2 separate regions of the Homo sapiens genome follow, and region 1 is linked to region 2. The links are chromatin loops, found by intact Hi-C in ENCODE. Cell type or tissue: heart left ventricle. All regions are shown on one strand.

Region 1 (8,000 bases), 730 kb after region 2:
AGAAATCCAGAGCACTGACACTAAGACAAGGCAGAGAGGAGTGAGGTCACAGGAAATGAGCCACAATAGACCAGCCCCCGATCTTGTCTTCTAAAAGCCTCTCTCCCTGAGGTTTGAGTCTGGGTGGGCCAGATCCAAAGCCTCCAAGTTCTCTGGTGCTTCCAAGCCTGGAAGTCAAGAAGAAGGAAGGAGAGCCTCACCCACTGGGAGGGAGAGGGGAGTGGCAGAGACCCAAAGTGAGACAGAGACGTCAGGATAACAACCACGTGACAGCCACCACTACGAAGCACTTACAGCATGCACATGTGCTCAGCCTGCACTACGTTTTCTCATTGTAATCCTCTAAACAACCACATCAAGGATACTGTTAGACCCATACACAGATGAGACTCCAGGAGGCTAATTATGACTCACCAAGGTCATGGCCTGTAAACCTCAGAGCCAAGATTTAAGCCTGGATCTTTCTGGCTCTAAAGACCATTCTTGGAACCACTATGAAAAAGAAGAAAGAACGGGGAAGTTGGTGCCAAGGTCCAGCATCTCAAGGTCCCAGACTCCCCGGCCCAGGGCAGTGGGGCCTCCAATCTCCCAAACTAATACTTCCTTAGACAGCCTTGCAGACACTCCAGTGGCTTACGAGCCCAAGGAATATCTGCCTATTCCGAGCCTTTGACCCTGGAGGTAAGACCAGGGGTACCATGGGAAAAACCTGGCCATGCATCAGAGCTGAGGCAGAATGCTTGGGGTTAAAAATAACATTTTTACAGCAATAAGTCCATGCCAACCACTGCTCTAAGTTTTATATATATATATATGTTTAATTCTCACAATAACATGTAGAAGTGAGTATCATCCCCATTTTATAAATGAGGAAACTGAGGCATACAGTGCTTAATGCACCCAAAGTCTCACAGCCTGAGTGGCAGAGTCCAGGTTTAATTTCAGGCAGTGAGGTTGCAGAGGCTGTGACTATAATCATTCAACATCCTGCCTATAAAAACAACCAAGGGCTGCTCTCAAGCCCAGAGCTATGCAGGATGGTGTTGGGGATAAGATTTGACTTACAGCTACTACTTGCTCACAATTTTTAGAATGCAGAAAATAAGACACCTGTGTCTTTGCAGACTTGGCACAGAGCAGCAAGCTGGGCTGCTCCTGCTCTTGCCTTTGCTTGGGGAGATATAGCCCCAGGCAGCGAGGCTGACCCACTGAATGACTTGGGCAAGTCATGTTCCTTCAGGGCCCAGCACCCCCTCCCTTTTTTTTGATACAGAGTTTCATTCTTGTTGCCCAGGCTGGAGTACAATGGCTCAATCTCAGCTTATGGCAACTTCTGCCTCCCAGGTTCAAGTGATTCTCCTGCCTCAGCCTCCCAAGTAGCTGGGATTACAGGCATGTGCCACCACGCCCAGCTAGTTTTGTATTTTTAGCAGAGATGGGGTTTCTCCATGTTGGTCAGGCTGGTCTCAAACTCCTGACCTCAGGTGATCCACCTGCCTCCATCTCCCAAAGTGCTGGGATTACAGGTGTGAGCCACCTTGCCCGGCAGCACCAGCCAGTTCTAAAAAACCAGCCTCCTCATTCCACCCACCTCCTGGAGTCTGAGGCACTCTTCAGGGTTCTGAAATACCTCTCCTGGCTGTAGGCCAGTGGTCTGGAGACCCCAAAGCTGACCTGGTTCTCTAAACACGTTCTTTAAATCCAGGCAGGAAAATCGACATTTTGGACATGGACTGTTACTCTAAACACACAGGGGGAGCTGTTTCTTAGATCCCCCCACCCCGGCAAGAAGGGTCACTTTGCGAAGTTCATAAATCAGTGCACCTCTCTCTCCTCCCTGTGGATGGCTCCATTGGCATCTGAATTTCCATGTGATGAAGGTGCCTTAATGAGATGGGCTGTTCTGTAACCGCAGAATTGGGGTGAGTGCAGCAGGAGGTGTTTAGCACGGGGCTGAGTAAATGTCATCAGCTATTGTCGTCACTACCACTATTGTCATCTGCCCTGGGCAGCCCCCTCTTCTGGGACAGCAACCACACCCTGTTGTGCACCCCCAACTTGCAGCTCCAGAAAGCACACCCAGGAAGAAGGCAGTGGTCTTCATCGCTATCTTAGAAAGGCGGCCAGATGGCAGTGTTCTGGGAAAAGGGGAGGAAGCTCTCCCTTTAGAGGCTGCCAGCTGGGACACAGGACCTCATTAATCAGTCTCCATTGCAGAGTAAACATGCTGGCTCCACCACTGGATTCAAGGGCCTTCAACTCCTTTCGGAGATCCCCTTTGTGCTAAAGCCCCCTGCCTTGGGGGACCTGGAATATCCTTGTCCCTCTTGTGCTTTCAAACTAAAACTAGGTAAAGGTCTAGAGAGGCTGTACTGTGAGGTCCTGGAGGGGCAGCCCCATGAGGTAGCTCCATGACAAACTGACTATGAGGCCAGCTGTTTCCTCCACACTCCACTTCTCTGGGCCCCCAGGCTCCCCATCCCAGTTGGAAACCAGGCAGCCACATTCTAGCTGTTGAAGAAGGCAGGGGCCCTCCCCATTTAAGAAAGGGGCCCAGCTCATGGGGAAGGGGCTATGCACCCACAACAAAGGTGGGGGGTAGGGAGAGAGGAGAAACTATGCCTCTTCTCTTTGCTTCCTCACCCCCACATTCTCCCAGCTACCCCAGCTCAGAAGGGGCAAGGCCCAGGGAAAATGCCCCTCACTCTTGTCGTCATATCTAGCCCCAGCCAGCTGGGACACAGGACCTCGTTAATCAGTCTCCATTGCACAGTAACTATGCTGGCTCCACCACTGGATCTGGGGACCTTCAACTCCTCCTTTCAGAAACAGAGTACCAACGGTGTTCCTGACCTGTACCAGGCCATTCTCTTACACACTTTTGATCCCATTTGATCTTTATGATAGCATGTGGAAGTAGAGATTTTACAAATGAGGAAACAGGCTCAGAGAGGTCAAGGCATTTTCCCAAGGTCACACAGCTGAGAAGGGGTGAATCTGGAAACTCCAGTCTGCCCTTTTGTAGCCTGATGAGAGCAGCTGTGCCAGCCCTGCCCCAAATGGTTGAGCCCACAAGGTGGCCACAGCATCTCTGCCTGAAACCTACATTGAGGGGTCAAGGGGAAAAGGAATGCCTGGCCTGGCACTGCTTACACCTGCTCTGGGAGAACCTGTCCGTCTGGCTCCCTGGGCCTTCAGAGAAAATGCCGTGTGGGTAATGGTCAAGGTGCTAGATTTTCCTGGAGAGGAAAAGCAGTCACCCCCCAAGGCACAACTTCTTCCTTGCTCCCTGCTTGGCAGGGAGTCGGGCACCCAGCACACTGCCAGGGCTGAGAGTGGGAAACAGAGAGGGAGTGGGCATTGAGGGGTCCAGGAGGCAGCTGTGCCCTCCTTCCCACCCACTTGACCACAGGCCACTCACTTGACTGGGCCACTGAAAAAGATTCATCAGAAAATGTTAATATGTTCTAAAAGGGTCAGGGGTCACAAGTGTCACCCATCCCCCAGGAGTTAGGCAGTTAAGAGGAAGTGGGCCCACTGAGGGGGTTAGGGAAGTGCCACCCCACATGGGCACACAGTCTCAGGACTGCCAGGCCTCCCGATTTTTCAAGAGAAGCCAAAATTCAGACTTTGTGCAGAAAATGCCCATTTTTTAAAGGTTGGCCACTAATTCGATTTTTTTAAAGTACCATGTGGGCCAAACATCTTGCTTCTGCCCTTAGATGTTCCCATTGACCCAGGCTCAGTGGATATCAGCACAGTGTAAGCCCTTTGCTCACACAGGGCTCCCCACCATGGACACCCTCCCCTTCTTTCTGAATCTTCCCATGTCACTTCTTGGGTCCTCTCCATCCCCAACCTCCGGAGCCATAGAGGGGTGCCTGGACCCAGGCCCAGCACTTCCCAGTTCCCAGAGCCCCTTTGCTGTGGTTTGAGTATTTCTGTCAACTCCAAAATTTATGCTGAAACTTAATTCCCAGTGCTACAATATTGAAAGGTGGAACCTTTAGGGAGGTGGTTAAGTCATGAGTACTCTGCCCTCATGAATGGATTAGGGCCTTTAAAAAGGACTTGTGGCTGTCTGGGCCCAGTGGCTCATGCCTGTAATCCCAGCACTTTGGGAGGCCAAGGCAGGTGGATCACCTGAGGTCAGGAGTTCGAGACCAGCCTGGTCAACATAGTTAAACCCTGTCTCTACTAAAAATACAAAAAATTAGCTGGACATGGTGGCACACACCTGTAATTCCAGCTACTTGGGAGGCTGAGGCAGGAGAATTGCCTGAACCTGGAAGGCAGAGGTTGCAGTGAGCCCACATGGCGCCACTACACTCCAGCCGAGGCAACAGAGCGAGATTCAGTCTCAAAAGAACAAAAAAAGTGGGGGCTTGTGGTATTTGTGGGCGTGGGATCACCCTCTTTTACTCCTCTACCATGAAAAGAAATCACATTCCTCCCATCAGAGGATGCAGCCTTCAAGGCGCCACCTTGGAAGCACAGAGCAGCCCTCACCAGACAGCAAAACTGCCAGCACCTTGATCTTGGACTTCCCAGCCTCCAGAGCTGTAAGAAATGAGTTTCTGTTCTTTATAAATCACCCAGTCTCAGGCATTTGGTTAGTGTGGCACAAACGGAATAAGACATCCTTTCCATACACTCGCATCTGAGCCTCAGGCATCATGGTCCCCTTCTAAAGATGTAGAAACTGAGGCTCAGAAGGGACAGAGTCTTAAGTGGGTGGGCCCTGACCTCAGCCCAGGCCTCCTTCTGCTGCCCCAAGTCAGTGAGCTGATCCCTCCTGCAGCCCAGGGAACACAGGCAAGCCCTTTCCTCCTGTGCTCCACCAGACTGAATTGGCCTGAGCACAGATGAGGACACCAGGCTGTTGTGAAGAGCAAGACACCAGGATTCTGGGGGCAGAGGAAGCACTGATTTTACTCAACTCTCCATCCTCAGTAGGCCTTTAAAAAATTTTTTTTTTTTTGCAACAGGGTCTCATTCTCTTACCCAGGCTGGAGTGTAGTGGTGCGACCATGGCTCACTACAGCTTCCACGTCACAGACCCAAGCGATCCTCCCACCTCAGCCTCCTGAATAGCTGGGACTACAGGTGTATGCCATCACTCCCAGATAATTCATTTATTTCTTTTTTGAGACAGCATCTCGCTCTGTTATCCAGGCTGGAGTACAGTGGTGCAATCTTGGCTCACTGCAACCTCTGCCTCCCAGGTTCAAGCAATTCTCCTGCCTCAGCCTCCTGAGTGGCTGGGACTACAGCTGCGTGCCACCATGCCCAGCTTTTATACTTTTAGTAGAGATGGGGTTTCACCATGTTGGCCAGGCTGGTCTCAAACTCCTGACCTGAAGTGGTTTGCCCACCTCAGCCTCCCAAAGTATTACAGGCGTGAGTCACTGCGCCCAGCCTTAATTCATTTGTTTTTTATAGAGACAGGGTCACTATGCTGCCAGGGCTGCAAGTGAACACTTTTGATTGACATTCTGTGGTGGAGCAGGGCCCCAGTCCCCAGAAAGGGCCAAACTAGGCTGTAGGTAGGCTGCTAGTGGCTTTGGTAGTGGGAATGGATGATGGACTAGTTGGATTTTTCTCCATTTGGAGGTGATGCTGGCTCTGTTATGTGCAGTCTCATTGATTTTTTAATCAAGAAATTGCTCCATTGGTGGGGTAGGCAGGGATGGGAATTAGGCTCAGGGGCCTAGGCTCACAGAGAGCTGGGGCTCAGGACCCAAAACAAGGCTCGTCATGGGAGACTGGAGAGGTGAGGAAATCCACAAGCCTAAGACATGAAAGAACCGATGTCCTTTCTCTGTGTTTTACACATACGCACACACGTGCCCAAGGCATGTATGGAAACACCAGCACATGCACACACATGCGTAAACAGGCAGATATACACACAAACACACTCATAAGCCTCCAAGCCTTTGCTCACACAGGGCTCCCCACCTGGGACGCCCTCCCCTTCTTTCTGAATCTTCCCATGTCACTTCTTGGGTCTTCTCCATCCCCAACCTCTGGAGCCATAGAAGTGTGCCTAGACCCAGGCTCACACTTGGGGTAATACCCATACCTAACCCTCTACAGGAGTTCTGGGTGTCAGTGGGGTGAGGGCTGGGGGAAAGGGTCCTGAAGCAGGTTCAAGCCCAGGGCCCAGGACAGTCCCAGGACTGACAGCGGGGCAGGGAGGCATCCTGAAGCTGCCAGGATGGGAGTGCTGAGCCTGCTGGCAGGGGTCTGATGAGGCCCCTCTGTAAGGAGAAAAGAACAGCCCAGGCTGGGCCAGGAAGGGCCTGAAAACGCCTCCTTCAGTGCCCTCTCCTGGAAGCCCTCCAGGACTGCCAGCTGCTCTCTCCTTTCCCTGAATTCCTCAGCCCCGACTATTGGCAGAACCCGCTGGATACTATGCTCAGGGAATTTTAAATCCATCTTCCTGGAGCCCCCAACCTTTGGGATCAGCTCAGACCCAGGATTGGACTTATAAAATCCAAGCCCCTCAGCAGTGAGGAGGCAGCCTCCTGCACCTAGCAACGGAGAAACCAGACCAAATATGATTGGTCACTTCTCTCTCATGGGAGGGAATGCATGAGCTGATTGGCTGGTGATGCTTATAAAAGGGAGAAGCCAGTGGGCTCAAAGAAGCAAACCCATGCTAAGAGAGATGGTCGGGCTTGGCTGTCTTCAAAGAGGACAGTCCCAGCTCAGAAGTCCTCCGTCACCCAGGCAGGCCAGAGCAGAGAACTATCCAGTGGAGGGGTCCCGTTTCAGCCACACTCCCAGCAGATTTCAACCTTGGTATTCCCAGGAAGGTGGGCCCAAACTCTCAGTCTGCTCATGGGGGAGAACTATTTGCAATGAAGTGAAAGGTTCTGGCACTCGGAGGGTTAAGCCTAGATTAACCAGAACCAACCTATCCACGTTCCCCAGAGGGCCCCAGCACCCATAGGCGAGGGTGTGTTTCTGGAAGGTAGGCAGGGGTCCAGCCACATCTGGGAGAAGCCAAGAGCTTCCAAGCTGGAGGGGCTTTGGGGATGATGTAGCCCAGTTGCTACTACACATATCAGGAAACGGTGGCCCAGAGAAAGGGAGGCAGGGGAGAATTTGTCCTTGGTCACTCAGGTACTTACAAGCAGATGGGACTGGGACCCAACTGGTCTGTCCAGGGCTCTTTCCCCTGCACCACTCAAGCCTGCAGATCCTGTGTTGGGCCCGGCTCTTGTTTACCTTCCTGCCTTTGCATATACGCCTGGGATGCCTTTCCCTCCACCTCCACCAGGTAAGCCCCCACCCACTCTTCAATTTTCAACCCCAGGATCACCTTGTCTAGGAAGCCCTCTCAGGTGCCCTCTTTGTTCATCTTTGTGCTCCCGAGGCCTCCTGCACACCCAGCTCTGGTCACACTGGACTCTCACTGTGTGTTTACATGTCTGTCTCCCCACAAGGCTGTGACCCCTCGAGAACAGGGTCCGTCTGCTCCGTCCTCATGTCTCCGCCAGCCTGGTCAGGTCCAGGGCACAGCTAAAGGCTGATAAGTAAATGTCTCTTCAGTAGAGGAATGACAGACTTTGGTATTTTAATCTCACAGTTTTCTTCCAACGTGATTCCCGTTTTCTGTGTGCCCAGCCCTGTGCTTGGTCAGAGAAAGAGGGGGAAGAGCAGAGGTCCAAGCCCCACTCTCAAGAGCTCCCAGTCCGGATCAGGGCAGATGTGTTCAGTCAAGGGTCCAGGCATCGTGAGCTTGGGGTTATTACTTAGAGACCTGGGTGCCAGGAGTGGGAGCACTAGACGCGGCTGAAACTGGTTTTGCCCTGGCCTGGGTGCGCATGCAGCAGGCAGATCCTAGGAGGGGGCTGTCTGCTTCCCTAGGTCTTCCGGGCCCATTGTAAAGCTGTGAGACCACTGCTCTGAAGAGCTCTCAGGCCCCATTGCACAGCTCCAGGGGGCATTTCCTATGTGAGCAGCACAGCCCTGGAACTCTGCTTCATAGA
Region 2 (8,000 bases):
TTCAAATTTCACTAAAATTTGAGACAACCTGATAGTTCATCTCTGTATCTGTGCATCTTTTATACTTCTCAGTAGTTTCTCATATTTTGTTGTTTAGTCATCCCTATGTGACTGAACGCCTGAAGAAGTGGAAATAATAATAATAAAATTTGTATATATGTATGTTATGTAATGCTATTATTTTTAGTGCGAGAAGCTACCTTTTAAGAAATACTTTGTCCATGATTTTTTTGCTTTTGTTTTTGTTTTTGTTTTGAGACAGGATCTCACTTTGTTCCCCAGGCTGGAGTGCAGTTCACGGCTCACTGTGGCCTCGACCTCCTGGGCTCGAGTGATCCTCCCTCCTCAGCTTCCTGAATAGCTGGGACCACAGGTGTATGCTACCACACCTGGCTAATTTTTGTATTTTTTTGTAGAGATGGAGTTTCAACATGTTGCCCAGGCTGGTCTAACTTTTGAGCTCAAGTGATCCTCCCAAAGTGCTGGGATTATATGCGTGAGCCACCACACCTGGCCAATGATATATATTGTTAAGTAAGAAAAGCAATTTGCAGAGTATTGTACACAATAAGATCTAATTTTTGTAAGAGAGTGGAACCCTACAGCTATATGCGTATGTCTTGTATATATTTGCTCAAGCATGGAGCTCTTAGGGGTTGAGGACTTTACAACCCTGATTTACCATGACAGGGTGGGAGTGGAGGGGGTAGGTGAATGGAAAGCAGATTATTAACCAAAAAGAAAGAAAAAGACAAAAAGGAAAAGAAGGTTGTCAGTTGCTCTGTGGCAGCTGTTGGCCACTTAGTTGCCTTTGTGGTTCCAGAAGCAGTCCTGGGAGGCCCCTCTGTAGGGAAGATGGAGAGCAAACAGGCAAGTCTGCTCAGGGGCCTTGAGAGGAAATGTCTCAAAGACGGCCAGTGCTAATGCCTTGTGTTGGCCTGGCGATCCCATAGGAGTTCAGTGAAGGTCTGACAGGGAAAGGTGCTGGCCCTACAGGGAAGCTACAGATCTGACTGCTCAGCCTAGCCAGCGCTTTCTTCTCACTCACACTCTCTGCCCACATCAGGAAGCACTCCTTGGCTACCCCAGTCTGTCACAATTGGAGCAAACACCCATAGGCCTGGGCCTATCCGCTGGCACAAAAACAAGCCAATAGACAAAGACTCGTATGGTGGTGGGGAGAACTGGCTTCAAGCCTAGGTTTGAATCTCAGCTCTACCACTTACCAGCTATGCAGCTTTAGGCAAGTTTCTTACCCACTCTGAGTTTCCTCATCTGTAAAATGGCTGTAGTGGAGAGCAAATGAGGTTAATGTGTGGGAAAGCCTGGACCAGGGCCTGGCCCAGTGGAGCAGCCAGGGGTGGTTCTCTTCCTCCTCTCTTCCTGTTAGTTGAGTCAGACACCAAGGACAGCAGGCAGAGCAGCTAAAGCCATGGCCTCCCTGGAGGAGCTCACGAGAAGGGAGGTGCACACACACAGACACACACACACACCAGGCCAGGAGCTGAAGCTGGGGAGTGAGTTGGTGATTTCAGATGGCTATCATCCCAAAAGCTTCTTGGCTGAATGGGGCCCTGAAGAACAGAGAGAAAAAGAACAGGAACGATGCGGGTGCAGAGAATTTCAATGCATGTCTCCCAGGCCAGCCTGGAGAGTGGAGCTGCTGCAACATCTGGTCAGCAATAAGCATGAGAGGTGGAGGACACAGACTCAGCAATTGGATTTTTCTTCTTTGGACACCAAGAAGCCACTGATGATACTGGGGTGACAGCTAGAGAGTGAGGGAGGACTGTCCCTCACTCCAGGAAGCTGGGAGGTGGAGTACGGTTGCTGGATGACAAATCGTAGTTCCCTTACTAAGGATCTGGGGCAAACAAACCCTCTCTGACTTGTTTTCACAAGGGTAAAATGGGGATAATTCTAGAAACCACCTCACCAGATTGTGAAGATAAAATTAAGCTGTTAAGCTAGTTCATGGGAAAGCACCCCCAGGGCTGGCTTTCTAGAGACAGACTCCTTCACCCTGGAAGAGGAGCATCTCAGCTCTTCAAGGCATTCAACTTTGCCCCTCCCTGGGGGGCCTGGTGACTTTATCCCTCCACATTCTCTTTACCTGAGGTACAATTTGCCTCCCATCCCCCAACCCTGGGCAAAGATGAACCATAGGCTTGGAGTTTTTTGCTCTATCTTTGACTCCAGCTCAAGTGTGGGCTGGTGAGCATTGGGTGGTCCTGGTGGGGAAAACCCAAGTCCCTATACCCCCCACTTCCTGCATGAGAGTTACTTCTCTAGAGGACCCTGGTCCTTATAATTGCAGATTCCTCAGAAGCCCTCACAGCATTATCACTCAGCTTTCTGGTTGCTTCCATGCAGCTCCCAGAGGGCAAGGGAGCCATTAGTTGGTGTGTGTGTGTGTGTGTGTGTGTGTGTGTGTGTGTGTGTGCGCGCGTGCGCGCACATACCTGTACAGAGGTTTATCTGGGATCTCAAGGAAGTCAGTTTGTGTCCAAAAAGCCTATTTCCTTTTAGAGGTTTGCAAATTTGAGAGAACTGGATCTTGGCAACAAATTCCCTCCTACCCCCCCACCCAGTGTGAAATCCAGTTTTTAAGTTTCAGCTGTAATTGCCTTGAGCTGCTCTTAACAACAACTTGTGATCTGCCAACTGCAGTTCTTGGCTCCTATGGCACTAATGAAGTTCTTTCCCTTGTAGAAGAGAGTGCGAACTCACTTATAAGGAAGCATAATTTGCTAGGCCTTGGAGAGGAGGCAAAGAGTTCCTGGAGCAGAAGGTACACACTTACAACCCCAGGCAATGGAGAGCTCCCCACACCAATTCACTCCGGGCAGGAAAGAAATCAAGATTCTCTGTGGCTTAGGTTGAAAGACAACACTCTGCAGGCATGGAGCTGCCAAAGGCCCCATCCAACTGTCAGTGGCCCATCACCTCCGGACAACCCAGAGTCAGACAGGATGGCATCACTGAGGACCACTAATGGAATTCTCAGGAATGAATCCCACGCTGGGTGATGTGATGGGGAAGGGGAATAGGATAATTTATCTCCAGGCTCTCCAGTTACACCAAAGGACAAAGTGATCCCACTGAAGAATAGAAACTTAGTGTTTTTTCTGGCCTTGTTCCACCTCACCTGGAGTCTGGCTTGGGCAATCCTGAACTGGTCCCACCATCCACTGGCCTGTATCCTTTCAGGGCTCCAGGTGTTTCTGGACCAAACTGGGGGTCAGGCTGCTTATTTTTGCGGCCCAGTAACGAGATGCAGATGAACCGGGAGAGAAGGGAGTTTTTATTTCTGTAACCAGTTACAGGGAGAAGGCCTCGAAGTTATTGCCAGATCAACTCAAAATTACGGTTTCCCACATCTTATATACCTTCTAAGCTATATGTCTACGTGTAAGTGTGCATTCATCTAAAGACATAAGTGACTATTTATTTATTTATTTATTTTGAGATGGAGTCTTGTTCTGTCACCCAGGCTGCAGTGCAGTGGAGCAATCTCGGCTCACTGCAAACTCCACCTCCTGGGTTCACGCCATTCTCCTGCCCCACCCTCCTGAGTAGCTGGGACTACAGGTGCCCACCACCAAGCCCGGCTAACTTTTTTGTGTTTTTAGTAGAGACAGGGTTTCACCGTGTTAGCCAGGATGGTCTCGATCTCCTGACCTCGTGATCCGCCCACCTCGGCCTCCCAAAGTGCTGGGATTACAGGTGTGAGCCACCACATCCGGCCAACTTCTTTCAATCTATAACTAAGGTCTGAGTCTTGAAGACCTTCCTCTGGAGCCTCAGTAAGTTTACTTAATCTAAATGGGTCCAAGTGCTGGGGTGATTACCCTTAATCTTGTCTCCTGCTAAATCATGGAGGTATGGGGAGTTCCTTCAGACCCCCGATAAACTTGTTTAATCCTAAACAGGTCCTGTTAAGAATTCCTTCGCTATTTTGTCATGCTTCAAGGCCCAGGAAAGGTCTAGGCAAAACTCCCAGTGGAGCTTTTGTTACACTTCAGCCTTCGTATAAGGGCAGTGGCCCCTTCAGCTTTTAATATTTAATTTAATCACTCAGTCAGTACTGAATCAGTTGTTATGGAGTCCTGCATTAGTGAGACCTGGCCTGGCACACACGGTGACCACTCAGGCCAGCAGAGCTTCACACAGCAGCCCGGTCCTGGTACGCTCTGTTTCTGTGACCTCCCAACCCCAACTGCCTACTTTTTTCTTTGCTTCCTTTCCCCCAGAAGCCAGTGTGTTGTGCTGACAACTAGAAGGGAAGTTCTCTAGGCTCTTCTCCAGCAAGCAGGCTACACAGCTGCAGCAGGCAGGGCCTGTGTCCCTGGGGATTGTCTGGTCAGGCTTGCTGTTGACCCTTCCTCCTGGGCCCAGGCAACACACAGAGAGCTTTTGGGTCCACACCAACATGGGTTCTGTTATGTTGCTCCTCAGCAACATAAACCTCAAGTCTGGCAGCCACTCTTCTGGGGTATGCCTTAAAAACAGCATCTGCAAATTCCAGAGTGCTTGCTAGTGGAGAAGAGCAGAGACACCGGGTTGGAGACAGTGTCCACTGTAAAGGGTTTGGTGCTCTAAAATCTGCTCTAAATTTAGGATCTACATGTTTGCCTTTTCATCTATTCTCCTCTCATAATGCGGCAGTTGTTGCTACCACTGCTGACTCTTCCTGCTTAAGCCAGGAGGCCTCCTCTGCGCTGCTGAAGTGTCCACACATTAGCTTGTCTGCCTTTGTGAGGCCCCTGTGTATCACTGTGTCAAAGGCATGCGAATCTTGCAGATGATGCAGTACCAGGCCCTGTCCCCGCTCATATTACCTGAATAGCTCTGATTTCCACGGAGAGGGTCAGCCAGAGCCAGCTAACCAAGCCTCTCAACATGCAGTACAAACCCAGGAAGCCTGCAGGTGACTGCTCACCAGAGGGCGATCTCACACAGCAAACCTGCAGCCTTCTGAGGTCTGGGAAAAGCAGAATGCCTTTGCTTTCTCTTTGGGGCCTGATTTCCTCAGATTAGACAGGGAATAAAGAGAAATATAATCCATGTCAGCAGGGGATGAGGACCCAGAGTGCAGAAGACACACAGGCTGAAAGCCATCATTTCCTGTGTTATGGACAGGGCACCTACCCTGGGGGGACAAGACATAACCATGTCTGCAACCAAACCCTCCCCAGCATGTCAGTGTGGAAGAGTCGCCAAAAGGACAAGCATTTGTCTGTTTTTTAGTGTGTATTAAAATGAATTTATTTACACAGTAACATGATGCCACGGAGTACACAGCAAAGTACCACAGCAAACCAAAGGGTGGCACCACTGCTGGCAGAGAGGACCTTTCAATGATAGATTTATACAACTTTACAATATGTAAGTAGAGGGGTGAAGCTCCGGAAAGAGCAAAAACAAGATTTTCAAATACAGAGTGTGGGCAGGGCCAGAGAGAATTAAAGAGAGATTGGAATGAGGACTGTCATGATTCAAATCACCAAGTAGAATGAAATCTTGCTTCTGTATTTGCCTCATGCCAAAATGCCCTGCATATCCTCAACAGAAAATCCCAACCCAGTGTGTTCATACATCACACTCTTTAGTTCTAACTGGTAAAGGAAGGGATAACCAAGTAGTATTTGGAGCAAGTTCCTGAAACAGTGTGGTTTAACCTTTCAAAAATGAACCCTATGTCTGGTTCAACATTCAAGTTATCATGAGTGCGGACACACACATACTATCCACACACTAACGGGCAAAGTGGGTTTTCTGTACTACAACAATATTCGTAGCAAAATATATGACTCTGTACTTCTGCTAGGTTAAAAAATGTCCGACCTCTTTTGATTCCCTGAAACTTTCTTGATTTAAAAAACAAAACCAAACCAAACCAAACCATGGGGGTGAATGGGACACGTCAAGATAAAAAGCTGGAATAAACCCAGAGACTTTCTGGAGTGGGAAACATGTAATGGGATGTTGGGAATGCAGGCCCTTGCAGCCCACCTAGGTGGGGAAAGCTTCTAGCAGTGGTTGATGCAAAAATCTATTCTAATTTTAAACAGTTGCAGGGAGGGGGTGTTTAACGGCTGTATAGCACCTTGTACCTTCTGGGCACTTACAGATATTAAATGATGGTGATGATGAATGGTACACAACTCTGTAGGAAGGTTTATAAAAACAATTACAATTTGTTAAGAAATTTCCCAAGAGTTCTTTAAACAAACCTATTTAAACTACCATATCTCTTTAAAAAAATCTTCCGCTCTCAGTATTATATGATGTTCTCAAGCTGAGGTTTGGGCAATAGCCACAGTCATGTCAAGGGGACATGGAAGAGATCCTTCTCCTTAAATACTGAGGAACTTTGTATCTGCCAGGGCTTTCTTCATCTTCATCATCATCATCATCTTCTAATATACAAAATGGACTTCTTTTTAAAAAGGTGCTTTTCTGAGGATGGATTTATCAGCTAAATGCCTTGACATGGAATGTATGTGAACTCCCCTCCCACAGCATCTGTCACAGCTCACCCTCATCATCTTAGAAGCATCAGGATAAAAAGGCTTGATTTCTTTGGTATAATCTCTCCCAGGATCTTGCACTGCAACTCTTCTGGCTTCCCTTATGGCACCGTTTTTGGTCCATGGAATCCCCACTTTTGGCACTGCTGTAAGCACGGACAGCTGGACTTCAGTGCGCACTTCAGCAAGAGCAGCACTTGGATTTGTCTCGGCACAGCACTTTGGGCCTTTGAGAATATGAGCTTCGATGACATAAAGCTAATAACTTGGTTTTGTGGGCAGCCATCCTGTTCACTCATTAGGCTGGAGCGGAATTTTCAATCCTTGTCAACTAGTGAGGAGAATGAAAAACATGCCAGGGTTGGCCCAGCAAGTCCAGTTTGTCTCACCCCTCTCCAAGAATGTTCATACTATATTTACACATCTAGAATCATTTGAAATATAGTGTAGTATCCTAAATCCATCTCTATTTCTGTGACTAGCCTGTACTTTTTCAGATCACTGCTGGTAAAATCTAGAAGAAATCCTAATTGCAGTCAAATCTAGCGAAAACCCTAATTCCAGCAAAACCAAATGTCAGGTTACTTCCCTGAACCAAAGTATTCATAACTCAAAATTGAGACGCTTAGTAGGACCCAAAGATCTTTCCTGGAAACTTTTTTTTGAGACGAAGTTGCTCAATCTCCCAGGCTGGAGTGCGATGGCGTGATCTTGGCTCACTGCAACCTTTGCCTCCTGGGTTCAAGAGATTCTCTTGCCTCAGCCTCCCGAGTAGCTTAGATTACAGGTGCCTGCCATCATGCCCGGCTAATTTTTGTATTTTTAGTAGAGATGGAGTTTCACCATGTTGGCCAGGCTGGTCTCAAACTCCTGACCTCAGGTGATCTGCCCACCTCGCCCTCCTAAAGTGTTGGGATTACAGGCGTGAGCCACTGCGCCTGGCCTGGGAACTTCATACTACTAGAAACTTTTAAGATATAATTTTTAGTAGTTTTACTCCCAGAAATGTCATTAATATTTCTAGAGCTTTAGATCTCTTGGCTTAGACTTTCCCATGTTTACAAACTTATTCTGAGTTTGGAAGCAAAAGTGACCCCCACTTAATCTGATAATGGGAGGCTACTCCAACTGTTAAAATCCTAACCAATATGTTTTACTTCTAGCTCCTCAACAGCAGCAGGGTAGGTAGGATGAGTGCTTGTGCCCTCACCTCAACCCATACCTCACCCAGTTCATCTTCTGAGGGCAAATCTTGAAACTCATTGCCATATTCCTGGCTTCCAGTTCTAGCTCAGCCTAGGGGTTGGTGATTCTTACGTTGTTGTTCCACAGGTTACAGTGACTCTTTTTCTCATCCTGCTGTTATTCTTCATGAATTGGCTTCTAGGCAACCCAGTAGTGTACATATACCAAAAGGGCTCACCTCAGCCAGCACAGGAGGCTTCTTGAAGTTCTAGTCCTCTTTAT

Evidence for each region. A loop is a pair of places that touch in the nucleus more often than their neighbours do. Peaks named below come from ENCODE experiments on the same cell type or tissue, not always from the same donor. Only the 100,000 strongest peaks of a DNase experiment are listed, where the experiment ranks them.
Region 1: it touches region 2 in a loop (2.9-fold over the local background); 12 of 110 quality-filtered maps call a loop at or near these places.

What each region holds. Positions count from the first base shown.
Region 1 is chr15:77,830,013-77,838,012 of GRCh38, forward strand. No RefSeq gene overlaps it. Among named protein-coding and RNA genes, the nearest start is that of LINGO1-AS2, 170 kb to the left of the region's middle. In heart left ventricle, no CTCF peak of the experiment used is centred here; no DNase peak of the experiment used is centred here; H3K27me3 peaks cover 1,302 bases.
Region 2 is chr15:77,102,916-77,110,915 of GRCh38, forward strand. It overlaps PEAK1 (pseudopodium enriched atypical kinase 1), which reads right to left. Exons shown (of 10, transcript NM_001385026.1): 10 at 5,243-8,000. Among named protein-coding and RNA genes, the nearest start is that of TSPAN3, 36 kb to the left of the region's middle. In heart left ventricle, a CTCF peak has its summit at 4,938 (motif pointing right); a DNase peak (open chromatin) is centred at 4,346; H3K27ac peaks cover 1,579 bases.